Regions from separate parts of the Homo sapiens genome. Here region 2 is linked to region 1. The links are chromatin loops, found by intact Hi-C in ENCODE. Cell type or tissue: transverse colon. All regions are shown on one strand. Each heading gives the region's core, and the rest is flanking DNA. Links, peaks and the distances in the headings are about the cores only. Region 1 overlaps HMCN2 (hemicentin 2). Region 2 holds the start of MIR6855 (microRNA 6855).

The links. Peaks named below come from ENCODE experiments on the same cell type or tissue, not always from the same donor. Only the 100,000 strongest peaks of a DNase experiment are listed, where the experiment ranks them.
Region 2: it touches region 1 in a loop (2.4-fold over the local background); 9 of 110 quality-filtered maps call a loop at or near these places.

What each region holds. Positions count from the first base shown.
Region 1 is chr9:130,322,710-130,339,065 of GRCh38, reverse strand. HMCN2 (hemicentin 2) reads right to left here. Exons shown (of 98, transcript NM_001291815.2): 20 at 13,359-13,471; 21 at 13,096-13,255; 22 at 11,591-11,756; 23 at 1,045-1,172. Among named protein-coding and RNA genes, the nearest start is that of HMCN2, 65 kb to the right of the region's middle. In transverse colon, for the core only: no CTCF peak of the experiment used is centred there; DNase peaks (open chromatin) are centred at 5,490, 7,315 and 10,415; H3K27ac peaks cover 7,230 bases; H3K27me3 peaks cover 1,354 bases.
Region 2 is chr9:129,859,387-129,874,204 of GRCh38, reverse strand. USP20 (ubiquitin specific peptidase 20) reads right to left here. Exons shown (of 26, transcript NM_001110303.4): 7 at 13,172-13,268; 8 at 12,593-12,662; 9 at 10,906-11,019; 10 at 8,824-8,902; 11 at 5,756-6,200; 12 at 5,203-5,343; 13 at 4,780-4,895; 14 at 4,361-4,533; 15 at 3,658-3,752; 16 at 690-723; 17 at 461-506. It overlaps MIR6855 (microRNA 6855), which reads right to left and starts at 4,600; the gene lies at 4,534-4,600. RefSeq lists enhancers at 3,486-3,985, 10,820-10,989 and a silencer at 8,981-9,275. In transverse colon, for the core only: no CTCF peak of the experiment used is centred there; a DNase peak (open chromatin) is centred at 4,974.

The sequences.
Region 1 (16,356 bases), core at 2,484-10,483:
CAGGTGCGGACCATTGCAAGTGGTTAATTTTTTATTTTTTGTAGAGATGGGGTCTTGCTATGCTGCCCAGGCTGGTCTCGAACTTCTGGGCCCAAGCCATCCTCCCACCTAGGCCTCCCAAAGTACTGGTATTACAGGCATGAGCCACTACGTCTGGCCAACACTGAAATTTGAATTTCAGATAAATTTGAAATATCACAAAATATTATTTAGTTGGTTTTTTGTGCTTGTCCAATTATTTTAAAAAGTGGAAGCCATTCTTCACTGGCTCATGATCTCTGAAAACAGGAGGGCAGATTGGGCCCTTGGGCCATAGTTGGGCCTGTCTTGGATGCCTCTCAGGGTTCTTTCGGATGACGAGCGCCCTCCCTTTTCAGTGTATGACTCCCACTGGCTGGCTCCCTTTGAATGAGCCCCAGGGGAACACCCACTCCTGGGACCCCCCACCAGGCTGGGAATCAGAGGCACAGTGGGGTACGTAGGGGCCTTGGACTAGAGGAAGGGATACATGGAGAGAGAGCGGCACCCACTGTTATAGGTGCACAAAGTGCCTTGTTGATGGCAGTGGTGGGAGCAGGGGCTCAGAAGGGCCTCTTGGGGGCATTAAGATGCTCCCAGCAGGAGGGGCTCTGTGGCACCTCACAGGCCTCTTCCCATCGCCACACCCTGGGCTCCCAGCTGGGCCTCGCGTACCAGGCAGAGACCCTCTCAGACCCACCTTCATGGGTTCCCCTCTGACCCCTGTCCTCCCAAACCCAAGTCCCCACTGTGCTCTGCCCTGTGTTGTTGGGGGCCTCTGAACAGCGTCTCCAGGACCCCTCAAGGGGTATGGGGAGAGGTGGAGAGAAAGGGTGGAGGAGGAGAGACAGGCCTGAGAGAGACAGGAAGTGGGGGTGGCAAAAGGAGGTGGCAGAGGCGCACGGAGGGAGAGGTGACAGAGCCTGACAGACCTGGGCGTGGGCTGCAGGAGGGGCACTGAGAGACCTGAGAGACAGGCAGGGTGATGGGGGACAGGGAGGGACTGGGGCTGCCAGCTGGTCCTACCTTGCACCCCAAGGACGTAGCGATGGGAGGCGGACCCGGCGGGGTTACTGGCTGTGCACTCGTAGTGGCCGCTGTCACCCACCTGCACCTGGGCCAGACGCAGGGAGCCAGACGGGAGGAGGCCATACCTGCGGGAATGAGGAGCACTGGTGAGACCCCCACTGACCCCACCCCCATGGAAAGGCTTCAAGACCCAACTTGAACCAGCCACCTCCCCCAGGAAGCCTTCTGAGAATGAGCCAGCACCCACCATCTACCCCCACCCCCGCCTCCATCCTCCCTGAACCACCAGGCCAGGGCCAGTTCTCACGCCTACTGGTGTAAGAGAAGAAGAGCACTGGACTAGGAGTCCACTGGCTTGGGTTCGAGTCTAAACTCTAAATCCTTCCTAGCTGTGTGACCTCAGGCAAGTTGCTTCACCTCTTGGAGCCTCCATTTCCTCATCTGTAAAATGGGCATGCTAAGACGGCCTGTGTCTGGGCCAGGGCTGGTAAACGGAGTCTATCACAGGCTCAGCCCAGGGCCAGGAACCTGCCCACCGCTTGACACCTGTTGACTGTGGGTGGCAACTCCCCCTCCTCTGCCACACACACCTGCCCGGTGTGTGGGATGAAGAAGCTGGCAGCCCTGAGGCCCTCTGGTCTGGTGCCAGGGCCGGCCTGACTCTGACTGCAGTCGCTTGGTGCTCTTACGTCCAGAACTGTGTTGAGGGTCCTCAGGAGGAAGCTGTGGAGCCCCCACCCCTGCTGCCATCGTTGTCCTCCCCAGTCTGGCTCAGCTTGATAAAGTCACATCACCCCCATCCCACAGGGATCGAGGACCCCCAGCCAGGCTCCTGCAGCTGGGCTGGACCCCAAGGGCCCCCTGCAGACATGATGTCACTGGGCCATATGTGCTGGCTCCGCACAGCTCCTGCCTCCATAAAATAGGGAGGACAGCTGCGGCCACTGACCCTAGCTGGCCTCAAGAGTACGCAGCCAGCATGGGGGTGGGGGACTCCAAGGCCCAGTCGCTGGCCCTGCGCTCACTGGCTGGGCTCTAGAACCCAGCAGGCCCGGGATGCCTGGCCCCCACCTTGCTTTCTGCTGAGCTTCAATTTCCTCCTCTGCAAAACGGGGCTCACAGAGCCCCTTATAGAATTCTTAGGGGTCCTCATAGCCCCCACCTCGCGGGCAGCTGCAAGGATCACATGAGACATGGTGAGCAAAGCGCGGGCCATGCAGTCATTAAACAGGGCAACACCATCGGCAATTCTCGGGCTACCAGCTGAGAACTCTGTCTCCCCATCTGCAGAGTAGTGCAATGACACCCCCTTTCCAGCCACCCCCTCCATCCTTTTGTCCCGAGCATCCAGCAGCCTCTTGGGACAAGTTCTCTGAGGATGGCTGTGGATGACACAGTGGGTGGTGGTCTCTAGAGCCCAGGCACTGGGCTGGATTGCCTGGGTCTAACCTGCTAGGCCATGCGCTAGCTGTGTGAGGTTGGGCAAGTCACCTCACCCTTCCTGTGCCTAAGCCATCTCATTTTGGAAAATAGAGCCATCAGTTGTGCTCAATGCTCACAGGGTTGTCAAAAGAACTGAATGGCCTAATTCATAACACGGCGTCTGGAACAGAGAGGTCCTCAACAAAGGTCAGCTGCTTCCATGGAGACAAGAGCACATGCATAAATAATACACAAAGTTTTGCATGTTTTAAAACTTGCATCACGAGCTATATCACGATATAAATAGCATCATGAGTATATATGTAGGGCTAATTAACTCATTTTTGACTGTTGTGTAATATTCCCTTGTATGATCACACCACAGTTTATTAACTTGCTCCCTTTTGAGTGGACATTTAAACATTCAGATCTTTATCTCTTCCTTCTTTCCTTCCTTTCTCCTTCCTTCTTTCCTTCCTTTCTCTCTCTCTCACTCACTCACTGCTCTATGTGTCTCACATGCACCGGAGCAGGTCTCCTGGGCTACAGGCTCACACCCTCTGCTCTCAAAGATCTCACACCTTGCAAGGGAGGGGTTCTCATCAGATTCTCCCAGCTGCATGTGAAACATGCTGATTCTCAGGCCCTACCCAGAGACTCATTCCATGGAGGAGGTAGGAATTGGGGTTTTACTAAAAAGCCCTAGGTAGCTGATACTAATGGCTGCGGAACCGCCTCCAGGGAACCACTGCCTGAGGACATGAAGACGTGCCCCTTCCCCAAGAAGCAGCATGGCAGAGCAGATGGGTGCGGGTCTTTGACGGCAGGTGTCCTGGTGAGAACCACCATTCTGCCTCTTACAGGCTGACCTCGAGCCAAGGACGCCATCTCCCTGAGTTTCAGTGTCCTTATCTAGTGTGAACTGATATCACACACACAAAGCCTGAGGTGCCCAGGACATAGTATATGGATAACACCTGCTCATCTTTCAATACCGAGACATCACCTCCTCCAGGTCACCTAAACTGCCTTGCTATTAGTGTGACACAAATCCCCAGCCAATGTCTGGGACCTCTCCGCAGTCTTCAATCAGCTGGGCAGCCCTGAACAGTTTGCTCAGTCTTTATAGTGCAAAGGAATACGCGAGAAGACACCACAGAAATATGTATGTGTCCTGGCAATGGGTAAACATTTCCCCTGCGTAGCTCTCCTCTGTCTGCCACTCCAGCTTGAATGTTCTCTTCTACAGCTTTTTAAAAAATTAAATATGTTGACATGTCGACACCCACCAATCAACGGCCAAATCCATTTGATGCTGAAACTTATACACTCAATCACACTCCAGGCTGGGATGCGGTCCCCTCCCTAGATTTCATCGCAACACCTGGGCTGGCAAACAGGGATGATGTGGGCCAGTAGGAAGAGGTCTGGGCTAGAAACTGGAGTTCTGGATCCGAGGTTCAACTGTGCTTCAGACATGCTGTGCAGCCCCAGGCAGGGCAGTCAACATCTCTGAACCCCATTTCATATTTGAAAAGGCAGCACACAGTCTGGGTAACACAAGGAGACCTCATCTCTACAAAAAATAAAAAACTAGCTGGGCATAGTGGCACATGCCTGTGGTCCCAGCTAATTGAGAGGCTGAGTTGGGAGGATCACTCAAGCCCAGGAGATTGAGAGCTCTGGTTGTGCCACTGTACTCCAGCCTGGGCAACGGGGCAAGACTCTGTGAAGAAAAATAAAGGGTGAGGGAGGGAGGGAGGGAGAGAGAGAGAGAGAGGAGAGAGAGAGAGAGAAGAGAGAGAGAGAGGAAGAGGGAGAGAGAGAGAGAGAGAGAAGAGAGAGAGAGAAAGAGAAAGAGAGAGAAAGAGAGAAGAGAGAGAGAGAGAAAGAAAGAAAGAAAGAGAGAAAGAAAGAGCAGCTCCAGACTCTAATCTGAGAAGTTGCCCTCCAGAACTTTAAGGACCATAGAATCCCTACTCCCCTCTTCACCAAACCCTTAAAAAGATAGGAAATGGGGCTTCTGAAAAAAAAAAAAAAAAAAAAACTTCCAAAAGTGTTAACAATTCACACCAATAAAAGTGGGTATCTTATCTTTCTTAGGAGCATCCAAGATCATTTCCTAGAAGGAGGATTCTGCTTGCTACATCACCAAGGAAGAAATGGGGGAATCCATTTTACAGATGGACAAGCTGAGGCCAAAGGATCCAGGACCTGCCCAGCAGAGCCTGTGTCTGCTCTAAATGCCAAACTGGCCACATCCTCACCTGCTCTCAAGCCCTCTGTGGCTGCCCACTGCTCCCTGACAAAACCCAAGCACAGTACTATGGCCTGTGTGGACCTACGCAGACCACCCCCAACTCCCCTGCATCCCTGCATGGGGGCACTGGACCACCGTTCCTCCGCAGGGGGCCAGGCCCATCTCACCAGCCCTCCTTGGCACATGCTGTTCCTTCTACCTGGGACACACCTGCACTTCCCATTCACCTGGATGATACTTGATTCATCTTCCAATACGGAGACATCACCTCCTCCAGGAAGGCTGACTTGATGCCCCAGGCTGGTAGGTCCATCCTGTAGGCTCCCACAGCTTCCTGAACATCCTGCCATCAAAGCCTTCACCACACTGGCTTGTCACCACCTGTCACCTGCCTGCCTGTGGCTCCAAGGGGACATCCGTCTTATTTCTCTTGGTATCTCCAGGACCTGCTCAGACCTGGCACAGAGAGATGCCTTATCATGACCCTGCGCATGCTCTGCGGAGACTCAGGGAAAAGGTGAAGCTGCAGCTATGGGCCTGGGGTTTCGAGGGCAGCCTACCACCTGCTCCTTCTGCCCCCTACCACTCTCCCGCTACATTCCCAGAAGCTCAGTGGGAGGTTTGGGGGCTGCAGCCCAGCAGGGAAGGGGAGGCGGCAGCGGAGAGATGGGAGAAAGGGAGGAGGCCACAGAGTCTCCGAGGAACAGGCTGCTGTTGGGCACATGGTGTGATGAGCGGGGCAGACTTCATCGCGACGTGCACGGCCAGATGGCTCCACGCAGCGCCCAGATGAGAGTGGAGAGGTTTGAGGGGAATTTCCTGTTTATGACATCCATCTGGCTTGAGCCCCTGCAGTGAGGCGCACGCAGATGTCAGAGTGGTGGGGAGAAGCAAGAGGGGCCCAGGGGGCAGAGGGCTGCCCAGAGAGACCAAAGGGCATCTGATAGGGAGTGCCAGGAATAATGCCAGTTCCCAGGCCTCACCTGTCTGCCTCATCCCCGGCACACACCTTTGCTGCACTCAGGGAAGCCTTCCCTGCTGCCCCAGGCAATACCCTGCCTCCCATTACATGCTTCCCATGCCACTCTGCAGTTTACCACGCCTGTCATTACGCTGTCTGATGGCTCCGTGAGGGAAGGAGCCAGGTGTGCCCAGGTCCCCGGCATGCCCCAGTTCAGCATGGGCCCTGGCCTGGTCCACAGTAGGTGTTCAATAAATATTTCATGGCAAATTGCATCTGTTCCCTGTCCATGCCACACACTCCCTTCACCGCCTTCATTGACACGGGTCCCTGCTCTCCCTCCCTCCCCCCAGACCTTCCACCATCTCAATACTGCCCTCCTGCCCTCCCCAGACCCCCGCTGTCTCCCACATTGCTGTTTTTGCTGCCTCTGTCTATAAAGCATCCAGGAGCAGGGCCGGCGGCCGTGGAATGAACGGCACTCCCCGCCAGAGTCACCCAGCCTGCTGCACGGCTGGTTCTCAGCACAGAGCGCACAGTCAGGCAACACTCAACAGATGCCCACTATGCACTAGTGGACGCCAGCCCTGTCTGCTGGCCTGGAGAGAACCCCTCCCGGAAACCACTGCCCCAACTCGCGTCTTCTTCCTGTAGCCTGACCAGGATCGCAGACCCGTGAGGAGGCCACATGAGGGAAGGTCATGCTGGAGAAATTCAGGAGGAGGTGCCTGAGACACGCCAAGGGGCCTCAGGTAGGTAGGGGGAGACGGAGCCAGCGCCATCGCACGAGCCCGGAGAGCGTAAGCCCTGCGATGCTGGTGCTGCTAACGAGGATGGTGCTGACGCCAGCCACAGCTGTCAACTATTGAGTGCTTCCTGTGGGTCACTGTGCCGCCAAACACGCTCTCACTTAGAATCCCAACAGCCAGACCTACCAGGCAGGCAGACCCACTACCACACCCCCTTTTGCAGAGGAGAAGACTGAGCCTCCGGAGGTGTGGTCCTGGTGTCCACGGCCACTGAGCTGGCCAGGGCACAGCGAGGACTGGACCCTCACACTGTGCGACCATGCTCCTTCCTAACCGCCATGGTGATCTAAACGTCCGGCTCTGAAGGCGAGGAAACTTAAATGTTCTCCAGAAAGACAGCCACTGCCCACAGGCTGACCAGATGGACTCCAGAGCCACCAGACCAGAAACCAACAAGGGCTTTGAGGATCCACCAAGGTACAGTCCCCATGCAGGGCCCTGGGCAGTCCAGGCACACCACTGGCTTGCAGAGAGCAGTGAGCTGCTTTCCCTGCCACAAGTCACCAGATCCCAGCTGCAGGCCTCACCTCTCACCTCTAATGAGCCGGCCCAGTGGTCCCCTTCCAGGAGAAGGGTGGGTGGGCAGCCTGTCCTGCAGTGTGCTTGGGAAGGGGCAGAGGAGGGTGGTGGGGGTATCAAAGGAAGAAAACCTGGAAGAACGAGATAGAAACGCACCATCCTCTCACTGCCCCCACACCGCGCTGGGATTAGGGATTTGGCCCTGTGTGGAATGCTGGCCGGCTGCCTCCGGGAGCCACAGCCAGAGCCAGGAGTGCTCACAGCCGTCCCATCTCCTCATCGGAATCCCAAACAAACATTGTTGCCTGGAAACACTGCCTCGCCCCAGCATCCCTGGGCTGAATCATGGGACCAGAGCCCCGAGATGCTCTCTGGCCACCATCGCCTGTCCAACCCTTTCATTTCTCAAACTGAAAGGCTGAGGCCCAGGGAGGGGAGAGGGGAAGGGTCTTGTTTGAGGTCACCGGGCGAGCTGGGGTGAAGCTGGGATGGGACCCCAGGTCTTCTGCCACCTGACCTCACACACAGCCCAAGCCCATGTCTTCTGTCTCCGAGGCTGCAACACAATCCTGGGCATAGGATACTGCTCAGTCAATGCTGCTGACTTCAATTTTGAATTTGCAACTTGGATGTCTTTTTCAAAAATAAGTCCCACAGGAAAGAAGCACTCAGTGACCATTCCCACCCTCGGACTTCACCGTTGGCTTCTGGGACCGTCCCGCAAGGAACCGACCCAGGAGATAAAGAGGAACATTGTGCAAAGCTGCTCCAACAGTCCCATTTATGACCGCGAGAGCTGGCAACATGGCCGTGCCCCACACAGAGCAATGACTTAGCGATGATGGGAGCCGAGCGCCCTGGAATGTTACTTTGTCCTTTTTTTTTTTTTTTAAGACAGAGTCTTGCTCTGTTGCAAGGATGGAGTGCGATGGCACGATCTTGGCTCACTGCAACCTTCACCTCCCAGGTTCAAGCGATTCCCCTGCCTCAGCCTCCCGAGAAGCTGGGACTACAGGCGCGCACCACCACGTCCGGCTATTTGTGTGTGTGTGTGTGTGTGTGTGTGTGTGTGTGTGTGTTTCAGTAGAGACAGGGTTTCACCATGTTGGCCAGGATGATCTTGATCTCCTGACCTCGTGATCCGCCTTCCTTGGCTTCCCAAAGTGCTGGGATTACAGGCATGAGCCACCATGACCGGTCTATTTTGCCCTTCAAAAGGAAAAGCAAGTGACGTGGGCCAGAATGAATCGAGAAAATGGGTAAAAGAGAAAAGGAATCCGTGATGAGGACGGAATATAAGATGCACGAGGTTTAATTTTAGAACAGCCCCTACAAGGATAAGAGCCGCTCCAAAGGGACTGGGATGCAGCTGGGCGGCTCAGAACTTCACGGCTTCTGAGGTTCCTAGGATGCTTCCTCTGTGAGCACTTGCTGACTTGGGGGGGTCGAAGATACCTAGGAGTTCAGAGAGCAGTGGCCCACCTGATACGTGTGTCCCTGTGCGTGCGTCTATGTGTGTCTGCGTGTCTGTGCATGTTGGGACCCAGCCCCAAGAGCTGCAGGGTCAGGTTCCACGTCCCCACACCCCATGTGTTTCTGTTTCCTCCTCAGTGCACTGGGCATGGTGCCATCCACCCCAACCACCTACAGGGCGCTGGCAGGAGAGGGCCACCCCTGGACAAGGGGAATGGAGGGGGCCGCAGAGGCTCAGCACATCTTGGCTCTCAGCCCTGACTACACCGCAGAATTCCCCACAGACAGGAGAAGGGGCTGCCGTGGAGCCCTGTCCTTGGGGCAGCTCAGCAGGGAAGAGGAGCAAGGGAGCAGGGGAGGGGGGAGAGGGGCGTGGAGGGCTGCTGGCCCCTGTCAAGAGATGAGCACCTACGACTCACCAGACGCATCAGCCAGGTAAGTGCTCCGTTTTCAGAAGGGCAGCTTTGAGGCTGAGCCTGGGGACATCCTTGGAGAAGGAAGGACAAGGAAGACAAGGGAGAGGGGAAGGGAGGGGAAGGGGAGGAGGAGGGAAAGGGAAGAGGGAGACAGGAGAGGAAGAGGAAGAGGATGTAGGGAAGGGGGGGAGGGGAGGAGGAAGCAGACAGACAGAAAGTCTCACTGTGTGTTTTCCAAGGGGCTTTTTAAGTCTCTGTGTTCTGGTCGAGTCACTGAGGGACGGAGGGGGTGTGGTGTGTCTGTGAGAGGCTGAGTGTGGTTCTGTGTGTGGACACTGCCAGTGTGGGGCAGGGAGGGAACCAGAGGACCCAGAGCCTGCGAACAAAGCTTCAAGTACAATCAAAAGTGAGGCTATGGCCAGGCACAGTGGCTCACGCCTGTAATCCCAGCACTTTGGGAGACCGAGGCGGGTGGACCACCTGAGGCCAGGAGTTCAAGACCAGCCTGACCAAGATGGTGAAACCCCGTCTCTACTAAAAATACAGAAATTAGCTGGGCATGATGGCAGGTGCCTGTAATCCCAGCTACTCGGGAGCCTAAGGCAGGAGAATCAGTTGAACCAGGGAGGCGGAGGTTGCAGTGAGCTGAGATTGCACCACTGCACTCCAGCCTGGCAACAGAGTGAAACTCCATCTCCGAAAAAAAAAAAAAAAAAAAAGTGAGGCTATTCACAGCCACCAAAATGTGGAAACAGCCCCAGTGCACATCAACTGATGAGTGGACACACAAAAGGTGAGCACCCACAGGATGGGACACTATTTGGCCATTAAAAGGAAGCAGGCACTCATCTGGCTACGACATGGATGAACCTGGAAGACATTGAGTTAGGTGACAGAAGCCAGACACGAAAGGCCCCATGTAATTCATTTATATCAAATGTCCAGAATAGGCTGAAAGCAGATCAGTGGCTGTCAGGGGCTGCAGTGGGGCTGGAGCAGAAATGGGGGGCTGGTGGCTGCCAATGAGTATGAAGTTTTTTTGGGAGGGTGATGAACATGTTCTAAAATTGATCATGGTGATGGCTGCACAGTCTGAATATACTAAAAACACTGAACTGTGTCCTTTAAATAAGCGAATGATACAGTATGTGAATTACATCTCAATAAAGGTTTTATATTTAAAAAGCAGGTGACAATTGAGATAACAGGTGTGGTAGGAGGAGGATAAATGTGTAAAAGCTGGAGAGGATGTCTCAGTTTGTGAACAGCAACAGCAGGGAAATCATACGAAAGGGAGCGAGTTTTCAGCACATCTGACTTCCTAAGCACTGCACATCCGTCATTACCCCAAAAGGGTGCTATTTAAATAATGTCCACTTTGCAGATGGAGGAACAGGCCAAGAGGAGCCAGTGGCCACCCGAGGTTGCATGACTAAGAAGGGAGCAGGCAGTTCGGCACCGGGTCTGCGGAACTCCAGGGCCTGAGCACTTAACCCCACCCCCGCCTCCCAGCACATTTTCCCTCCTTATTTAGATAAACTCTCAGAATCTCCCAAATCTGGAGATAAAACAATGTAAGCCAGCACGAAGTGAAGAGGGCAAGGGAGAGGGAACACAACACAACTCTAGGATTGCAAAAGTGGCTTTCGCAAATTTACAGCTCCCAGCTGACCTATTAACGCACCACGGCGAGGAGGGGTGAACTAATGGGAATGCGGTTCCCGTTTCAGTAACAAGCCATAGATCAACACACATCCTCCAGCTGAGGGCCACCACCCAGCCGCGGAGCTAGGACCGGGCTTTCTAGGGGAGCTGTGGGCTCCCACGGCCCCCCGCCACACCCCCACCCTACAACATAGAGCTGCAGCAATGCCAAGAGGGCATGGGGGACCCCACCGATGATGCCCAGGGCCGGCTCCCTGGGTCCCCGCCACCTCTAGGGGTGCCCGGCTGCAAGGATTGGCAGGACTCACCAAACAGATGTTCTGAAATGCACTGACACATGGTGGGGGCGGGGGTCACGTTACAGGGCAGGCTGCTCCGAGACCTTCTGAGTCTGGAACATCTCAAAGACCCTGCCAGGGCTGATGTCACCAGACTGAGCCACAGAACCCCCCAGCCAGGGGCAAGGGCCCTAGCATCCCCCACATCCCCTCCTGGGGGGTACGGCGTGGCTTTGAAGGACACCCAAGCCAGCCTCCTCCCTGTCCGCCCACTCCCAGGATCCCGGACCGGGAGCAGCTGAGTCAGACAGCCCAGCCGCCAGACACCTGGTCTGCAGAGCAGGCATGGGGGTGGTGTGTGTCGTGGCGGGGACGTGGTCCCAGCCCTGGCTTTGCTCTTTCCTAGCTGGGTGATGGCGAGCAGCTCACTCCCTGGCTGAGTGTCAGTGTCCTGTTAGATATCAAGGGTGGCCGTGCAGATTAAATGGGATCCTGCAGGCAATGCCCCGTGCATGTTATTTCAGATGGGGAGTCTCACCCTGGGCTTCCAGGCACCCTCTAGAGGCCCCTTCCAGGCTTCTGGGGCCCTGTGGACAACAGCCTTGTGTGCAGAAGCCCAGGAGCAGCACCCTATGGGAGAGACTGCAGGGTCCAAGACACCCGCTGGGTCACTGGTCACCTGAGGCAGGTTTCCCTCCAGCCCTAAGCTCTGTCCCTTGAGGCCATGGGACTGGGGTTACCTGTTGGTGATGGGCGGTACAGGGCGGGAGTCCTTCGTCCAGGTGACCAGTGGGGGTGGGGAGCCCTTGGCCTCGCAGTCCAGGGTCACCTCTTCGCCAGCCTTCGCTGTGACTTGCAGAGGCACATCTGCATTACGTGACCCGTTCATATGGATCCTGGGTTTGGCTGCGGGGAGAGTAAGCAGGGCCTGTCAGCAGGGCAGAGGGGACTAGGGTCCATGAGCGCCCTGGGCCATGGGGCAGCTCCCCCAGGAGGCAGAGCCGGTACTGCACCCTCGACCTTCAGGAGGTCCAGAAGGTGGATATGGCTGTCAGAAGGGGGGGAGTCCAGATTGGAGGTGGGACTCAGGTCCCAGGGTTTTCACTCAGTCCTCCCCTACCCACCTCCCCACCACCACCTTGCTCTGAGGACCCTGACCCGGTCCCTCCTGCCCTACGGTCTGTGCCTTCTCTGGCTTCTCTTCATCCTGCTGTCCCTTCCCCAGGGACATTCTGAAAGGCTCTGAACTCCTCCTCTCTCTCTACCTTCTCCCCTTGCTCATTCACTTATTCCCATGATATCAGCCACCAAAGAATGCACAGACCCTCCCTCTGGACCTCTCGAAGCCTGGTGAGGGATTGATGGCAATCTGTGCATGTCACGTCTCTCTCACCTTAAGCTGAAGACCCTTCGTCGGCAGAAACAGCATGGTACCCTTCCTTCCTCCCCGCTCCCCGCCTCCGCCTTTCTACCTTGGAGTTCATACAAGGAAGGCACTCGCTACCTGTCTGAGCAGCAACAATGAAAGAAGCTAGCCAGTTGGGGACATCAAAACCCATCTAGCCCTCCCGTGTTCCCCGTACATTTGTAGTTCAAAGGAAATGCTCCCCCATTAGGAATTTTTTTTTTTTTACAATATAAAAATATTGACTGTAAGGGTCTATGAGAGAAAAAGCCTGGCTTATACATTTGCTCACTCCTCCCAGACGTATTTACTGAGCGCCAGCCCTATGGGGAATGCTGCGGACGGCAGCGAAGGAGACAGGTCCCGCCCCATCTTCACAGCCTTTAGGGTCCTTTGGCAATAGTGGTACCAAAAAGCTCACTGTGTGATTAATTATTGAATCATAGCTGTGACGGGTGCCAGGAAGGGGATATTCCACAGTTTACAGCAAGGTGACTTGACCAGCCTGGGGGAACAGGGAGAGCTGAGATCTGACAGATGGGAGCAGTCAGCTGGGCCCAGAGGTGGGGGAACAGCATTCCAAGCAGAAGGAACTACATGTGCACAAGCCCTGAGGCAGGTTGGACCATTCCAGAAACAGAAAGGAGACCAGAGGGTCTGGGGCAGAGAGAGGCGGGGAGAGGGCTGCTGGGGACGCGGGTCCTGTGCAGAGCCACGTGTCTTTGCAGGACTTGCTGATGCAACAGCTTCCCTGCCTCAGGCTCCACAGGGCTGACGTGGGACTCTCTGTCTCCACAGCCACTGAGCCCCCTCTCCCAGGACAGGGTTGGCATCACTCACTGTTGACAGAAAGTCGCATCTCCTGGCTAGAAAAGCCCACGGTGTTGGTGGCCGTGCAGACGTAGGCCCCTGCGTCCTGGGCAGACGGCTGGGCGATGAGCAGGGTGCCCTCCTTACTCACATTGTAGTGGGGACCTCTGGAGGTCAGGGCATTGGTTTCCTAGGGCAGAGGCACAGGTGACATCGGCGAAGCCCACACCTCCGCCCCATGACACACTGGGCCTACCTCTCCAGTTATCCTCTCGGTAACAGGCACTGCTTACCTTGGTCCACGTGATGGTGGGGGCGGGAACTCCTGAAGCGACGCAGGGAAGAGAGGCCGCAACCCCTTCATTGGTGATATGGTGGGTGGCAGTGGGATGGATTCTAGGTGGCACTGTTATAAATAAACCAATGTCAAAGCCAAGGCTCATTGCAGCATCATTCACAGTGGCCAAAAGGTAGAAACAGCCCAAATGTCCATCAGCGATGCATGGGCACACAGCATGCGGTGTGTGCACACAACAGAAGAGTATTCATCCTTAAAAAGGAAGGCAATTAATTCCAGCTATATGACATTCTGGAAAAGGCAAAGCAGTCGGACATGGTGGCTCATGCCTGTAATCCCAGCACTTTGGGAGGCTGAGGCGGGAGAATCACTTGAGGTCAGGAGTTCGAGACCAGCCTGGCCAACTTGGTGAAACTCCGCCTCTACTAAAAATACAAAAATTAGCTGTGCATGGTGGTGCATGCCTTGTAATCCCAGCTACTCGGGAGGCTGAGGCAGGAGAATTGCTTGAACTGGAAGGCGGAGGTTGCAGTGAGCAGAGATTGCACAACTGTACTTCAGCCTGGGAGACATAGTGAGACTCTTGTCTACAAAAAAAAAAAAAAAGAAGAAGAAGAAGAAGAAGAAAAGACAAAACTAGATCAGTGGTTGCCAGGTTGGGGGAGGAAGCGATGAAGAGGCAGAGCCCAGAGGATTTTTAGGGCAGTGAAGCTACTCCAGGTGATATTGCAGTGATGGGTCACTGCATTTGTCCAAACCCACAAAATAAACAACACCAAGGCTGGGTGCAGTGGCTCACACCTGTAATCCCAGCACTTTGGAGGCCAAGGTGGGCGGATCACCAGAGATCAGGAGTTCGAGACCACCTTGGCCAACAGGGTGAAACCCTGTCTCTACTAAAAATACAAAAATTAGACCGGTACAGTGGCGGGCGCCTGCAGTCCCAGCTACCCAGGAGGCTGAGGCAGGAGAATTACTTGAACCCGGGAGGTGGAGGTTGCAGTGAGCTGGGATTGCGCCACTGCACTCCAGCCTGGGCCATAGAGTGAGACTCCATCTCAAAAAAAATAAAAAATTAAAAAACCACTAAGAGGGAACCCATCTAAAATAAAAATAAAAAATAAAACAAATAAACACCACCAAGAGGGAACCCCAATGTAAACTATGGGATTTGGAGTGATGATGACGTGTCTTCAGTGCTAACAACGGGCCGCCCTGGTGGGGGATGTTGACAGTGAAGAAGGCTGCGCGTGGCGGGAGCCAGGGTTATGTGGGAAATCTCTGTACCTTCCGCTGAGTTTTTCTATAAACTTAAACTGCTCTTAAAAGTCCAGTCTGTTTTTTTAAAAGGAATAAAATTCTGACACATGCTACACCATGGATGAACCTTAAAAACATGCTAAGTGAAATCACAGACATAGGAGGACAAATACTGTAAGATTCCACTTCTATGAAGTCCCTAGATACGCAAGTTCATAGAGATAGGAGGCAGAAGGGTGGCTCCCAGGGGGCTGAGGGGAGACGGGAATGGGGAGCTAATGTTTAATGAGGACAGAGTTTCAGTTTAGGATGATGAGAAAGTCCTGGAGATGGATAGCGGTGATAGTGTGAAATGTGAATGTACCAACACCACTGCACACCTAAACATCGTCAAATGATACACGTTATGTTATGTATATTTGACAATTTTAAAAGCTTTCAGGCCAGGCACGGTGGCTCATGCCTGTAATCCCAGCACTTGGGGAGGCTGAGGCAGGTGGATCACCTGAGGTCAGGAGTTTGAGACCAGCCTGGCCAACATGGTGAAACTCGTCTCTACTAAAAATACAAAAATTAGCCGGGCATGGTGGCACATGCCTGTAATCCCAGCTACTCAGGAGGCTGAGGCAGGAGAATCGCTTGAACCCGGGAAGTGGAGGTGGCAGTGAGCCAAGATCATGCCACTGCACTCCAGCCTGGGCAACAGAGTGACTGCGTCTCAGAAATAAATAAGTAAAATAAAAAAAAAAAAAGCTTTCAATGGGAGAATAAAACTGGAACAATCCCTGAGCCACCACTGCCTGCCATCGTCAGTTTTTTTGTCTTCCCCATACAGAAGGCAGCATGTGCTTGGGAACCAGCTGCGCTGATTCATTGCTCTGGGGCTCTGGATAAGCCACTTAATCTTTTGGTACCCATATTCCCTGATCAGCACAAAAGCTAATTTAACCCCAGTTCCCTGGTCGTCCCTTCTGGAATGGATAGATGAGCAGTGTTTGCAGAACACAGTGAGCTTAAAAACAGGTGTCACACCCACCCTGGGCACCACTCAGATTCGCAGGCTTGAACACGGGGTCTCTAAGGGGAGCGAGAGAGGGGTAACTAGGCATGGAGAAGCCAGGAGAGGAATCCAGAAGCCAGGGGCTCTCACGCTAGCACTTGGAGCTCCTTTAGGGAGGAAAATGGACTTCTGGACTCCCAGGTCGCCACAGCCAGCAGAGGCCCATAAATATTTGCTGAATAGAAATGAACTGAGCCAAGAGAGACTGAGCCTGTTCATGTTAGCCCCACAGAAGCGGCTGTGAGGGCACAGTGGGAAGTTAGGGGGTGAAACTGAGTGGAATCATATATAGAAACTAGCAGATGCCTGGCATGTGGTACACACTCCACCCTGGATGGCGATTTGGATCTGGAATTATGAGGGGATGGCACCTAGAATTGCACCTGAGCGCTCAACCCAGCCCTTCTGAACTTTGCACTCCCCTATAAAATGGGGAACGCGCGTTCTTCCCACTAATCCCTTGGGGGCTTTATGAAACAAACAAGAAAAAAGACGATATTAACATACTTGGTAAATCACAAAATACAACCAAATTTAATTTGAAATGTCTCATCTTACATTAAAAAGCACAGTGGTTCCAGTTGGGTGAATAAAAGAACCCAGTGCTGTGGGCAGGAGAGCAGTTGGGCAAGACACTAAAAATTCCAAAAACGTACAATCTCTGTGATGCAAA
Region 2 (14,818 bases), core at 914-8,913, 460 kb after region 1:
CACTGGGGTTTTGTCTGTTCCTTCTGTGCCTTCCATCCACGACGCTGACACCAGCCTACACCCTCCAGGCCCCACTCAGACGTTACTCCTCAGAAAGACCCCTGGCAACAGCCCCAGCTGGACCAGCTCTCCTCCCGCCACTCTGCAGCTGGCAGGAGCCATAGCTGTCTCACTGGGGGTGGTAACCCAGTGTCCCACACACCTGCCTCCCATTGGGCCCTCATACAACATGTTAGACAACATGTGCTGAGGCTACCGAGAGAGGGCACCAAGTCACAGTTGGAAAAATGTGCCCCCTGCCAACCCTTCCCAGAGGTTTCTCAGCCAAAGCTATGGAGTCTCCACGGCCCCTGCAGCACAGAAGTGCCCGAGCAGTGGAGCAGGCTCAGCCCCTGCCTGGTGTGTGCTGGTGTGCATCCCGAGATAGCTGAGGAGGAGGCTGCCGAGGCCACTGGCTCACCTCGGGCAACCGCAGGACTTTGCAGTACTTCACTCCGTTCCGCAGCCTGGGGAGGAAGCACGAGCCAGCATCAGTGTCCGGCATCAGGGCCAGGGGCCAGGGAAGCAGCCCTCCACCCGGCTCCCTTCTGGGAAGGCAGGATTATAGGGGGCTCTCTGCAGGAACCCAAGGGGAATATGTAGGGCACAGAAACGGCAGTTAGGGAGAAGGCGGGGGAAGGCTCACTTACTTCTTACACCGCTCACAGCTGTACATGTTGTCACCTAGGGCAGTAAAACAAAGGGTCAGAGGTTAGCAAGGATGCAAAATGAGGGAGCAAAAAAAAGTGACTATAATGATTTCTGCTTAAGAAATAAAACCTGGCTGGGCATGGTGGCTCATGCGTGTAATCCTAGCACTTTGGGAGGCCGAGGCGGGCGGATCCCCTGAGGTCAGGAGTTCGAGGCCAGCCTGGCCAACATGGCGAAACCCCATCTCTACTAAAAATACAAAAATTAGCTGGACGTGGTGGTGCGTGCCTGTAATCCCAGCTACTCAGGAGGCTGAGGTGGGAGAATCGCTCGAACCTGGGGGGCTCGGGGCAGAGGCTGCAGTGAGCTGATGCCACTGCACTCCAGCCTGGGTGACAGAGTAAAACTCCATCTCAAAAAAAAAAAAAAAAAAAGAAGAAGAAAAAGAAAAAGAAATAAAACCTGAGAGGTACTGGAGGGAGGGAAGGCCCTGGCTGGGCCCCACAGCCAGAATCCATACAAGGGAGAAATGGTTATATTTGACCCCAGAAATACTTCAACATCTGTAAGATACCACCAAAAGCAAAATTAAAAGGCAAAAGGCAAAATGGAGGTGGGGTGGGAAGTGCAACATTAATTACAGAAAATGTATTTGAAACAATTTTTTTGAGATAGGGTCTTGCTATGTTGCCCAGGCTGGTCCCAAAGTCCTAGGCTCAGAGGACCCTCAGCCTCCGGAGTAGCTGGGGTCACAGGTACATGCCACCATGACCAGCTTAAAATCTTAATGTATAGTTTCCCCCTCCATGCACACTGTGAAAATTAAGTCAAAATGGGATCAAAGATCTCAATATAAGACCTAAAACTATAAAACTTTTAGGAGAAAAGTAGGAAAAAAGTTTCATGACATTGGATCTGGCGATGATCTCTGAAACACAACACCAAAGGTGCAGGCAACCAAAGCAAAAGACACAAACCACAGAATGAAACGCACCCTACAGGATGGGAGGACAGGGTTATAAGTCACGTATCTGGACACATAAAGAACTCCTCTAACTAACGAGGCCGGCACCGTGGCTCACACCTGTAATCCCAGCACTTTGGGAGGCCAAGGCAGCAAATCCATTTGAGGTCAGGAGTTCGAGACCAACCTGGCCAACATGGCAAAACCCCATCTCTACTAACAATACAAAAATTAGCCAGGTGTGGTGGCACGTGCCTATAATCCCAGCTACTCGGGAGGCTGAGATGGGAGGACTGCTTGCACCCAGGAGGCGGAGGCTGCAGTGAGCCAAGATCATGCCATTGCACTCCAGCCTGGGTGACAGAGTGAGACTCTGTCTCAAGAAAAAAAAGAATCCCTATAACAAGCAACAAAAAACAAAATAGGCAAAAGACTCACATAGATGTTTTTCCAAACACTTACAAATGGCCAACAAGCATATGAAAAGACACTTAACATCACTATCATTAGGAAATGCAAATCAAAACCACAACGAGGCTGGGTGCGGTGGCTCACGCCGGTAATCCCAGCACTTTGGGAGACCAAGGCAGGCGGATCACCTGAGGTCAGGAGTTCAAGACCAGCCTGGCCAACATGGTGAAACCCCATTCTACTAAAAATACAAAAATTAGCCAGCCGTGGTGGCATGTGCCTGTAATCCCAGCTACTCGGGAGGCTGAGGCAGGAGAATCGCTTAAACCCAGGAGGTGGAGGTTGCAATAAGCCGAGATCATGCCATTGCACTCCAGCCTGGGCGTCAAGAGAGAGACTCCGTCTCAAAAACAAAACAAAACAAAACAAAAAAAACGCACAATGAGATACCACCTCATACCCATGAGGTTGACTCCCATCAAAAAAGTAAACAAAATGAGTGTGGACGACGATGTGGAGAAACTGGAACTCTTGTGCGTCACTGGTGGGAATGTGAAATGGGGTGGCCACTGTGGAACCCAGTACGGTGGCTCCTCGAGAAATTAAAAATAGGCATAGACCCAAAGGGATGAAAGAAGAGAGGTGTGCACACCCATGGTCAGAGCAGCATTCCTCACAATAGCTAACAGGGAAGCGGCCTGAGTGTCCACTGACGGATGAACGAATAAGCAGAAAGGCCCCAGCCATCCACACAATGGAACAATAAATAACCAGCATACAAAAGGCAGGGCATTCCGACACACACGCTGCAACGTGGATGAACCCTAAGGACGTTATGCTCAGTAAAAGCCGTCAGTCACAAAATGGCAAGTACTGTATAATTCCACTTCTATGAGGCCTTTAGAGTAGTCACATTCACAGACTTGAATGTGGAGGTTGCCAGGGGCTGGGAGGTGGGAGTAGGGAGCTGTTTCACGGATACTGAGTTTCAGGTTTGCAAGATGTAAAAGTTCTGGAGATGAATGGGGAGGATGGCTGCGTGACCATGTGCATGTATTTAACACTACTCGACTGTGCACTTTCTGTTAAAAACAGCATTTACAATGGTTATGGTGGTAAATTTTACATTTTGTGTATTTTATCGCAATTGAAAATTGGAAATAAAAAAAAAAGAGAGAGTTTTCCCAAAGGTTTAGATGCCAAATAGCCAACGGAGAAAAAGAACAAGAACAGGAATGGGCAATGTTTAAATAAATACATAGAGCCAGTATATTTAACAAAAAATGTAGAAACTCATCAGTAATCAAGGAAATGAAAAATTAACATACATCATTTTTGCCCACCAAATTGGTAAAAATAAAAATAAGTGAACACTCAAGAGCTGCAAGATGATGGGGTTGGGATAGCACATGGCCCTGGTCCAGCGTGGCTGGCAGTGGGCGTGGGTATCTGATGGGATCAACCTTGGAAGCCAAGTCTAGCCTGGCTGTGCATCCCACAAGCCCTGGGCTGCATGCTGGCCTGCTGGGGTCTGCACATCCCCGTCCCCACAACCCTCCACCTCCCCGACCCTTGCCAGCCAGGCCCCTCACCCTTTAACTCATCAGCGGCAAAGAAGGCAGCAAGGCAGTCTTCCAGGGTGACGACAGGCCCCCAAAACCAGCTGGGGGTACAGGATACCACAAACCTACAGACAGAAAAGGAGTGCAGGGGTGCTGCCAGGGCCTGGGCAAGAACAGGAGCTGAAGGGACTCTGGCTGAGGTCTGTCAGGCCTGAGCCGCAGAAGGACCCTGAAGGCCCAGAGAAGCAGCCGGGCACGGCGGGTCGGGGCAGAGGCCTGGAGCCAGACACGTCCGTGTCCTGGGCCGAGTGACATCATCTCTCCGCAAGCCTGGCCTCCTTCATCTGTGTTGCGGCCATGATCATGCTACCCCCTCCCTGGGGTCATGCGGGTCTCTGGCCTCAGGCAGGAGAGGCAGCCCTGGGAAAGCTGCTGCCCTTCCCGCCAACCAGGCCTGTGTCCTGCTGCTGCCCTCCCTTCAACCTGCCATGTGGTCACCTCCCTGCTGTCCATCGCCCTCCAGCTCCAAGGGACTATCCAATCCTGGCCACTTCAAAGTAGCCAAGAAATCCCCTGCATATTAAGCCAACTCCTCTGCAGGCTTCGGCCCCCAGCTCCTCCCAGGACCTCCCTGGTTCCCCAAATGCATGGACTTCACTGTGTACTGTCTCCCGCCCAGGAAAACCAGGACAGGCCCAGCCCATGTCGCCCAGTAGTGGCAAGGTGGGCGCACCGTCGGATGTACTCCACAATGAAGGCCAGCCAGCCCTGGGCGGCATAGCTGTCCCCACAGGCGCCTGGCTTGGCCGGCACATTCTGGTAGATGGCTGAATGGAGCTTGGCCAGGTCCTCCTTTCCAGGAATGGGCAGTGATAAGTCCTGGAACGTTTCCACTGTGGTGGATACCTGTGGGGTTGAAGGTCAGTCTGCTGCCCATCCTCTGGCAATGTCTGCACCCCAAACCCCAAGCAGCAGGTGAGGGGCAGAGGGACTACTCCCCAGGCCATAGACACGGGATCCACGCAGGCAGGGCCCTCCCCTGGATAAAAGCAGGGAGCACCCGTGGAGAGCCCACCCTGCACCCAGTCAGGGCAAGAGCTGCTGAGGCCACTGGCAGCCTGGCCCAGCTCCCCCCATCCCTGGGGCACCCACCCGGTCACAGGTGAGACACTGCACAAGGCTGAGAATGGAGCCGTCAAAGATGTCTGAGATGACGCTGCGGTAGCGCTGCTCCTTCCGCCTCCGGCTGCCAGCACTCAATACCTGGGCTGGGGACACAGCACAGGACTAGCCCAGCCTCCACCTGCCTGGCCGGGGCGAGGTGCGGGCCCTGCGGCTTCCTTTGACAGGATGTGGAGTGACATCCGTGAGTCACATGACTGGGTAAGCAATTCACCATCTCATGCCTCTGTGTCATCCTCTGCAAAACGTGGCTCCCACACTGGTGTCTCAGGGGTGTACCTGAGAGGAGCCCATAGCCCGGCCCTCCGCCACAGGGGGCCATGAGAAAGGCAGCTACGGGCGTAATCTGTACTCCCAGCCTCAAGCTGACCCACCCTCCCGTGCCCCCCGAACCTTTCTTGAGCACGTACGACGGTGCCATCCTCACGGGGCTTGCACGAGGGGGGCTGCTAGACAGCTTGGCATGGCCCTCGTGGTGGTGGACGGGGCTGCAGGGGCGAGAGGAGCTGCGTAGGTGAGCATCATTGTCCGGCTCTGGGGGCAGAGAGGGTACCATGCTGGGCCAGGGCAGCCAGGCCAGCTCCACGAGTGGGCAGGAAGATGACCTGCCAGCCCCTCCTAAAGGGACGAAAGCCTGACCCTAATGTGTCTCCTCTGTCATGTGCCCACTCCTGGCCCCAGCACACAGGCCGGAGCAGACCTGTCCAATCCATGTCCGGCTGGAAGGCTCAGGGCTCTGGGAGAGGGCTCTGAATTGGGCTCCAGCATTATGAGCTAGGGGACCCTGGGCACATCACTGAGCCCCCCCGGAGGCTGACTTCCCCACTGTCATTCGGGTCTAGTGAAGAACCCGTCCCCCGGGGGCTACTGCAGGTCGGCGCTCAGCACCCGGTAGGTACTGGGCCATAGGCTGAGGTTCCTCCCGCAGTCCCCGGCCAGCTGATACCTGGCGTCCGGCAGGGGCTGGAGGACCGTGGTGACGGGGGCTGGGCCTCCGCGGGCTGGTCGTCAAGGGCAGCCATGGCAGTGTCCACATCAGCGTCCTCGTCCACTTGCTCCGAGTTTGTACGCTGCTGGCCCCAGGAGAACTTGCGGTCCTTCATCCGCTCCTTCTCAGAGATGGCTCGGCCCGCCTCATCTGGGATCAGCAGCTCCGTCTCGGCCTGCGAGCTGCCCCCGCCACGCCCCTGCCCGTCACCCTCACCCCGGTCACTGCTCGAGTCACAGGACAAGAACTCATCTTCTGATGGGCTCCGGTCACCCTCCCGTTTCTCATCCGTGTCACTCGAATCTGAGTCCCGAGCCTCCGTCAGCGCCACCGTGGCCACCACCGGCTCCTTGAGCTCCTCGTGCAGCTGGTCCATCAGGCAGCGAAGGAACTCTTGGGTGTCCTAGAACCAGGGGCTGCATCAACAGGGCTCCCCTGGAGGCAGGAGGAACCAGTCTCCAGCGCCCTGTGGCTGATGAGAGCGCCAGCCTCCATCTAGGAGGACCTCATGGGCGCCCCCTGCAGAAGAGTTGCTCACCCCCACAGCGGCCTCCCATGGCAGTCTGTCCTAACCCCATTCTTCTGAGGATAACAGTGAGGACTGGAGAGGCTAAAGGACACCTACCAGGACACACAGCTAGAAAGTGTCAGAGCCAGGTATGCACCTGGGTCCATGCAACTCCCCGGCTCCGGCTCTGAATCTCCTGCCTCTGCTGCAAGCTCAGCACGGGAGGGACAGAGAGGCAGTACCACATTAAGCCCGAGCCACCTTTCTCCCTACAGATGAGACCAGTGGAGGTGGGCAGGGGGGTGGCGGAAGGATGAGGGAGTGTGATGCCAAAAGAGGACTCACCCGAGTCCTGCCCCAAGCCACGCTACCCACAGGCCAGACTGCCTGCATGCTCTACCCTTCCTCTGGCTCCCCCTGCTCCCTCAGTCCCTGTGCCAGCCCCCACATACCCTCACTGCCTGCTCTCACCTTCCCACAGACCTGGTCATGACTCAGTCTAAGCTGCCCCTGCAGGCTGCCTGGGTCTCAAATCCCAGCAATGACCATTTTATCCTGACCACTCTGTGACTGGGCCACCAGCACAGCAGGAAGCCAAGGCAGCAGGGGCTCGGGCAGAGGCGCCCAGTGAGCCCCACTGAGATCTGTGTGCTCACACAGGGGGTGCACTGGGAGGTCAGAACGTGGTGGTGGCAGCAGACCCCAGCAGCTAGCGGGTGCTCGGGTGGTGCTGGGCATTGGAGAAGGACTTGGGTTCCGAGCCCAAATCAGCCCCAGCAGTCCCTGACCTGGTTGTTAGAAGCAGCCCTCAGCCCAGGCTCTGATCCCCAGGAGGCAGGGGTCACGTAGCAGCCAGAGCCAGCCTCATGTCACACATCTGGGAAGAGGATCCCGGCTCTCTCCACTCATGTGCAGGGAAGGGAGGGCTCAGGAGGGACTCCCCAAGGCAAAGTGTCAGGCTCCAAGATCAGAGGAATGAACCACGAGGTTACATTGCATCAGGGAGGGGACACGTGTCCTGTGGCAGGCACGATCAAAGGCCCTTTCAAGAAGAGGCTTTCAATCTGCCATCTACTTCTCTTTCTGGTTCTTCCTTTCAACAAAAGTACTATGTGTTCCTTGCCAAAATCTCAATCCATGCAGAAGCACAAAAGAGTCTTTTGGCCCTTAAGAGGCGCCCGCAGCTGCGTCTACAGTTCAGCCTCAGAAGTGTCCCCACACGATATCCTAAAACCACAGAAAGGGATGCTTCTGCCGGAGCCCAGATGGAGTCCTGCCGCAGCGCATGGCCCTCCGTAACGGCATCCTGACCCAGAGCTGAAAGCCGGCAGGGCGCCTTGCACACAGTCAGGGTGGTGCTGTGCTGAGGGATGGGCTCAGGTAGGCCTGAATGCCATCTCTGCCAGGATGTGCTGTGTGACCTGGGTGAGGGGTAGAACCTCTCTGAGCCTCAGCTCTTTACCTGTAACGTGTGGGTGACAACAGTGCCCACTTTGTGAGACTTCTATGAGGACTAAGTTGTGACCACTTAAATGGTGCTCAGTGAATTTTAGTCATTGTGCATGTTATCACTCCCCAAAAAGAGAGGTGTCCAGGCAGTGCTGAGCTTCTCAAGCAGGAGCCAAAGGCCCAGCAGACTTCATCCTGGGACGGGACAGCAGGCAGGGGGTAGAGGGCGGAAGTTGTCCCCACATGACTGCCACTCCGTCCATGGTGCTCATTTCAGGCAGCACAAGAGGTGACCCAGCCAGGTCCAGCTCTGCCTGCAGGCCTGGCATGAAAGCCCAGGCTGTGGGCCATCTGGGGCAGGAGGCTGGAGGGCAGGAGCCATCAGCCCGGGGCTGAGGTGTACGCGTGGCTGCACTCTGTCTTGGTCTCATTATTTTATAAAATAGAAAAATGTGATTGGTTTCAAAAGGGTTCTCTAGATTTAAAAAAAATTTTTAATCAAACTTTTTACTTTAATAAAAGTGAAATTTTGCCTGTGGTTTGGGGAAATGAAACCCTGTGTCATTTTGGGTGCAACGCGGAGGCCCTGCAGCAAGGTTGCCTGGGTTCAAATCTCCCCTCCGCCGGGTGCAGTGGCTCATGCCTATAATCACAGCACTTTCGGAGCCTGAGGTGGGACGACTGCTTGAGCCCGGGAGGTCGAGGGTGCAGTAAGCCATGACTGCACCACTGCACTCCAGCCTGGGTGACAGAGTGAGACCCTGTACCCACCCTCCCCCACAAAAAAAAGAATTCCCCTCCACCATTTACTAGCTGTGTGGCCTGTGCAAGTGGCTCGGCCCCTGAACCTCAGTCTGTCCATCTGTGAAGTGGGGTTAAATGTCAGCAGGTTGCTGGGAGGCTCCACTGTCCTCACACGTGTGAAGGGCTTAGGAGTGAGAGCCTGGTCCGTGAGACCTGCCAACCAGTGCTCAGCTGCCATTGCGATTTTCCACTCTGGTTTTGGCGTCAAAGTCAGGCCTGGTGGGTCATGGCCTTGGGTGTCCCCTGGGCAGCTCAGATGGCTTACCTGCTGGGCATAGCCTCGGAACATTGGGTTGACCAACTTGATCCCATGAGACAGACTGGTGGGGACCACGTAGCTTGGCCTGTAGGAAGCCCAAACCCATTAGTCCAGGTAGCCTGCCTTGAGCTGCTCATTCCCGAGAGAAGCAGGCAGCCAGCCCGTCAGGCTGGATCAGAGTGTGGCGTTTCCTGACATTTGGGGAGGGGCCTACTCAGCCAGGAGCCCCAAGAGGCTCACACATCTCTACAGACAAGAAGAAAATGTCAAGTCATAGCTGCCTCAATTAAGCAAAGAGCTCAAATAAAATAGCATCATTTCCTTCTGGTGCACAACAAACTCGCCTAAACATGATTTGTTTTCATTCTGAAACACTTACTGTGGTTTTCTCATTTCAAAAGTAAGACATGTTCATTATTGACAAATCTAAAATTTCAGAAAAGTACAAGAGAAAAACACCACCACCAATGGCACCAGATACTTACCATTAGATTTCTGGTTCTGTGAAACTACAGATGCATATACAAAAATACATACAGATACACATTTAAACTTGGCTTCTTACACAAGCGGAATTATATTGTACCATGCTGGGTTTTTTTTTTTTTTTTTTTGGGACAGAGTCTTGCTCTGTTTCCCAGGCTAGAGTGCAGTGGCATGATCTTGGCTTGCTGCAACCTCCGCCTCCCGAGTTCAAGTGATTCTCCTGTCTCAGCCTCCCAAAGTGCTGGGAATACAGGTGCGCGCCACCATGCCCAGCTAATTTTTGTATTTTTAGTAGAGACGGGGTTTCACCACATTGGCCAGGCTGGTCTCGAACTCCTGACCTTGCGATCCACCCGCCTCGGCCTCCCAAAGTACTGGGATTACAGGAGTGAGCCACTGCACACAGACTTTTTTTTTTTTTTTTTTTTTTTTGAGACAGGGTCTCACTCTGTCGCCCAGGCTGAAGTGCAATGGCATGATCAAGCTCACTGCAGCCTGCCTCAACTTCCTGGACTCAAGCGATCCTCCCACCTCAGCCTCCTGAGTAGCTGGGACCACAAGTGCTCACACCACACTCAGCTAATTTTGTAGTTTTTGTAGAGGCGGGGTCTTGCTGTGTTGTCCAGGCCGGTCTCAAACTCCTAGGCTCAAATGATTCTCCTGCCTCGGCCTCCCAAAGTGCTGGATTTACAGGTGTCAGTGACTGCATCTGGCCCCACGCTGGTTTTTAATCTGCTTCTACATTTAATACATATTTCTCCCATGCTGGTTTGTTTTGTTTTTGTTTTTTTTTTTTTGAGACAGAGTCTCGCTTTGTCAACAGGCTGGAGTGCAGTGGTGCGATCTCGGCTCACTGCCACCTCCGCCTCCCAGGTTCAAGTGATTCTCCTGCCTCAGCCTCCCGAGTAGCTGGGACTACAGGCACACGCCACCACACCCAGCTAATTTTTGTATTTTTATTAGACACGGGGTTTCACCATGTTGGCCAGAACGGTCTCGATCTCTTGACCTCGTGATCCACCTGCCTCAGCCTCTCAAAGTGCAGGGATTACAGGCGTGAGCCACTGCGCCTGGCCCTACGCTGGTTTTTCATCCGCTTCTACACATAATACATATTTCTATGTGCTCATTTAAAATTATTCCCAACTTTGACTTTTCCTGGAGAAACAGATCTAATCACAGACTCTGATCTTTAAATTAATTTCATACTGTGCCAGAAGCTCCATCCAGTCTGTGCTCCCCTGCCCCACACCTCCTTCTACACACACAGTCCTGGCTGAGGCCGGGTCACCATGTCTCTTGGCAAAGACATCTACCAGTGGCTGCTCGGTAGGGTCAACAGTAGGTCAAATTCTAGCTCACTTTTTGCAGGTTCTATGACCTTGAGCAAGATACTTAAAGTGCTCTGCACCTCAGTTTCCCTATTTGTAAAACAGGACTGGATGCAATTTCCACCCCGCAGGCTTGCTGCAAGCATTACCCGGGACAAAGTGAGGCAAGTCCTCGCTGGGGGCTGAATCCACAGGAAGTACTCAATCATGGGTGCTGACAGGAAACCCCAGTCCCCACACACCGCCCAAGGCTAGGGATGCAGCTGCTCACCGTTTCTTATGCCAGACCTCAGAGACCAGCTTCTGGTAGCTCTTGCACAGGGCTGGCTTCTTATCTGTGCGCACCAGGCCGCCACACTCCAAGAAGAACTGAGTCAGCGGCGGGCTGGGTGCAGGGGAGAGAGAGCCAGGTCAGGAGAGCAAATGAGGCATGCGGCAGTTTAGAAAGGGCTGCATAGCGGGGAGCCCTGAGTGCTCGCACAGGGAGCACAGTGGCCCTGGACCCAGAAACTCCTGAAGGTGACTAGAAGGCTCCTACCAGTTATGAGAAAATTGTATCCTCCAAAATTCATCTGCGAAGCCCTAACTCCCAGAGACAGGGCATTTTTATTTTATCTCATCTTATCTATCTTACCTTATTTTTTTATTATTATTATTATTATTTTGAAACAGAGTCTCCCTCTGTTGCCCAGGCTGGAGTCCAGTGGTGCAATCTTGGTTCATTGCAACCTCTGCCTCCCGGGTTCAAGTGCTTCTCCTGCCTTAGCCTCCCGAGTAGCTGGGATTACAGGCACATGCCACAATGCCTGGCTAATTTTTTTGTATTTTTAGTAGAGACAGGCTCTACTAGTTGGCCAGGCTGGTCTTGAACTCCTGACCTCAGGCGATCCACTTGCCTTGACCTCCCAAAGTGCTGGGATTACAGGCGTAAGCCACGGTGCCCAGCCAAGACAGGGCCTTTAAAGAGGTTATTAAAGTTAAAACGGATTGGGTGCGGTCAATTTTTCTTTTTTTTTTTGAGACGGAGTCTCGCTCTGTCACCCAGGCTGGAATGCAATGGCATGATCTCAGCTCACTGCAACCTCCGCCTCCCGGGTTCAAGCGATTCTCCTGCCTCAGCCTCCCCAGTAGCTGGGACTACAGGTGCGTGCCACCACGTCCAGCTAGTTTTTTGTATTTTTAGTAGAGACAGGGTTTCACCATGTTAGCCAGAATGGTCTCTATCTCCTGACCTGGTGATCCATCTGCCTCGGCCTACCAAAGTGCTGGGATTACAGGCGTGGGCTACTGCGCCCAGCCTGGGTGTGGTCAATTATTAACAATAATTGACCTGCATCCTGCCACCTGAGGATAGTTACTAGGAACATTTTGGGACATAGCCTTCCAGACTTTTCTACGCATTTGTACCCATTCCCTCTCTGCTTCCCGCATACATATACTGCATCTCTAACCTCCACTGGGTAGGAGAAGCACGTCAGACACAGGAGACATCCTTGGCCTCATGGAGCTCACAGCCTTATCCTTAATGGAAAATCGCATTTCTCCCATAAAACGGGATTGTACCATGCAATGCTTTATAACCTCCTTTTTCCCCCACTCACCAGATTCTGAACCCCTTCTTGTTTCAATGCATGTTGTCTTGTGCCATTTTTCCTGCACTTGCTGCAAGGGCTATGAGAATTTATACTCTCTTGCAGATGGGCCTTTAAATCATTTCCAGTAAACAACAGAGCACTGAGCCTCCTTGCACGTACAACTTCCCCAGCATCTCCGGTTATCTCCTCAGGATACATTCTGACTGGGAGGATTGCTGGGTCAAAGGGTATACATGCTTTCAGGCATTTTGCTGTGCATCCTATACATGTGTTTGTGGGCAACCGGCTGGGGGCTGCTACTGCTGCTGTTTCCGGGGCTTTGCCAGGGACAGCTCTCGGCCCTCGGACAAAGTGTCGACCTACCAATTGGACAGGGCCTGCAGGGCAGCGTTCATGTAGCAGGAGTTCCCGAGGTTCTTCATGCCCGTGAGGCCTGGGAAATAAACACAACGGGGAGGAGCAGGTGAGCACCCTGCCCCACCGAGGAAACCTTGCAAGTCACATTTGGCACAAAGGTGTGGCTCTCAACTGCCCAAGACCCAAGAAGAGGACATGGTGGAAGCGTTCCACCCCAGGAATCTTCCCAGTAAACTAACGTGGTTCCTGCTCACAACAGCTGCGGTTACCTGAGTGTTTTAAACAGATGAACTCCTTTGCCCCTCCGCCCAGCCAGGCCCACTGTCCAGACCATACAGCAGAGGGGTCGGCCTGCCCAGGGTCACCCAGCTGGGAGAGGGGACAAGATAGCCAGCTCTCCAGAACCTTAGCTAGGCCAGCCAACTTCTGGGGTGAAGCCACCATGCTAAACAGCTTATCCGTCACCCCATCCTTCCTTGCCCATATAGCAGGTGCAAATAGAGACCAAGACTCTGGCGGTTTCCAGCCTCCAGATGAGGGCCCCCAGCCCAGCCCATCAGCTTCCCCTGCTGTGGGGGCCATTACCTCGAGGTTTCAGGTCATCGTCCTCTGACTCAGACTCTCCTTCATCAGCCACAGCAATAGGAACAGCTTTCAGAGGGTGGGAGGGTGGCGGGGAGTCCTGTGTTAAAGACCCAAAGTGAGGAAAACAGTGAACAGAGGGGCTGGGGTCAGAGGCCCAGGTGTCTCCCAAGGGCTGGAAGTCCAGCCCTACTGCCCGGAAGGCCCTACTGGGCTGAGCCAGTCCAGCTGAGCAGAAGGTACTGTGAAAAGAGATAGGATTGGTGGCCTTGCCCTGGGAACTCCTTGATTTGTGTGTGTCTGTGTTTTTTTAGAGACAGGGTCTTGCTTTGTCACCCAGGCTGGAGTGCAGTGGCACAATCAGAGCTCACTGCTGACTCCAACTTCTGGGCTCAAGGGATCCTCCCACCTCGCCCTTCTCAGTAGCTGAGACTACAGGTGCATGCACAGCACCCAGCTAACCTTTTTATATTGCCCAGGCTGGTCTCAAACTACTGGGCTCCAGTGATCCTCCCAAAGTGTTAGGATAACATGAGCCACTGTGTCCAGATGTTGACTTGCATTTTTTTATTGGCAATAAAAAAAATATTTTATTTATAATAAATTTGGAGAAAAATAGAAACATAAACATGCAACCCCATTTTCCTGAGAGAACTGCTGTTAATAGTCTGTATGTATCTTATGTAGACGTTTTTTTTTTTCTTTTTGAGACAGAGTCTCGCTCTGTTGCCCAGGCTGGAGTGCAATGGTGCAATCTTGGCTCACTGCAAGCTCCGCCTCCCAGGTTCATGCCATTCTCCTGCCTCAGCCTCCTGACTAGCTGGGACTACAGGTGCCCGCTACTATGCCTGACTAATTTTTTGTATTTTTAGTAGAGACGGGGTTTCACCGTGTTAGCCAGGATGGTCTCGATCTCCTGACCTCGTGATCTGCCCGCCTCGGCCTCCCAAAGTGCTGGGATTACAGGAATGAGCCACCGCGCCTGGGCTATGTGGACTTTTTTTAAGAGATAGAGTCTTGCTCGTCGCCCAGGCTGGAGTGCAGTAGCACAACTATAGCTCACTGCAACCTTGAACTCCCGGGCTCAAGTGATCCTCCCACCTCAGCCTCCCAAGTAGCTGGGATTACAAGCATGCGCCACCATGCCTAGCTAATTTTATTTTTTGTAGAGACAGGGTCTCACGCTGTTGCCCAGGCTGGTCTCAAACTCCTGGGCTCAAGCGATCCTCCTGCCTTGGCCCAGCAAAGGGCTGGGATTACAGGCATTAGCCATGGCGCCCAGCCTGTATTATACAGACTTTTAACTGTTAATACACATGCACAACAAAAACAAGATATTGCATATACTGTTTTATAGCCTTTTCTATAAAAATTCATAAATATCTACCAAGTTCACAAATGCATTCAATAAGCATTTTGAGCAATATTGAGCCCTATCATGTGACTGTCTAAACAGAAGGAGAGGCCAGGTGCGGTGGCTCCTGCCTGTAATCCCAGCACTTTGGGAGGCCAAGGCAGGCGGATCACTTGAGGTCAGGAGTTCAAGACCAGCCTAGTCAACATGGCAAAACCCTGACTCTACTAAAAATATGAAAATTAGCCAGGCATGGTCGTGGGCGCCTGTAATCCCAGCTACTCAGGAGGTTGAGG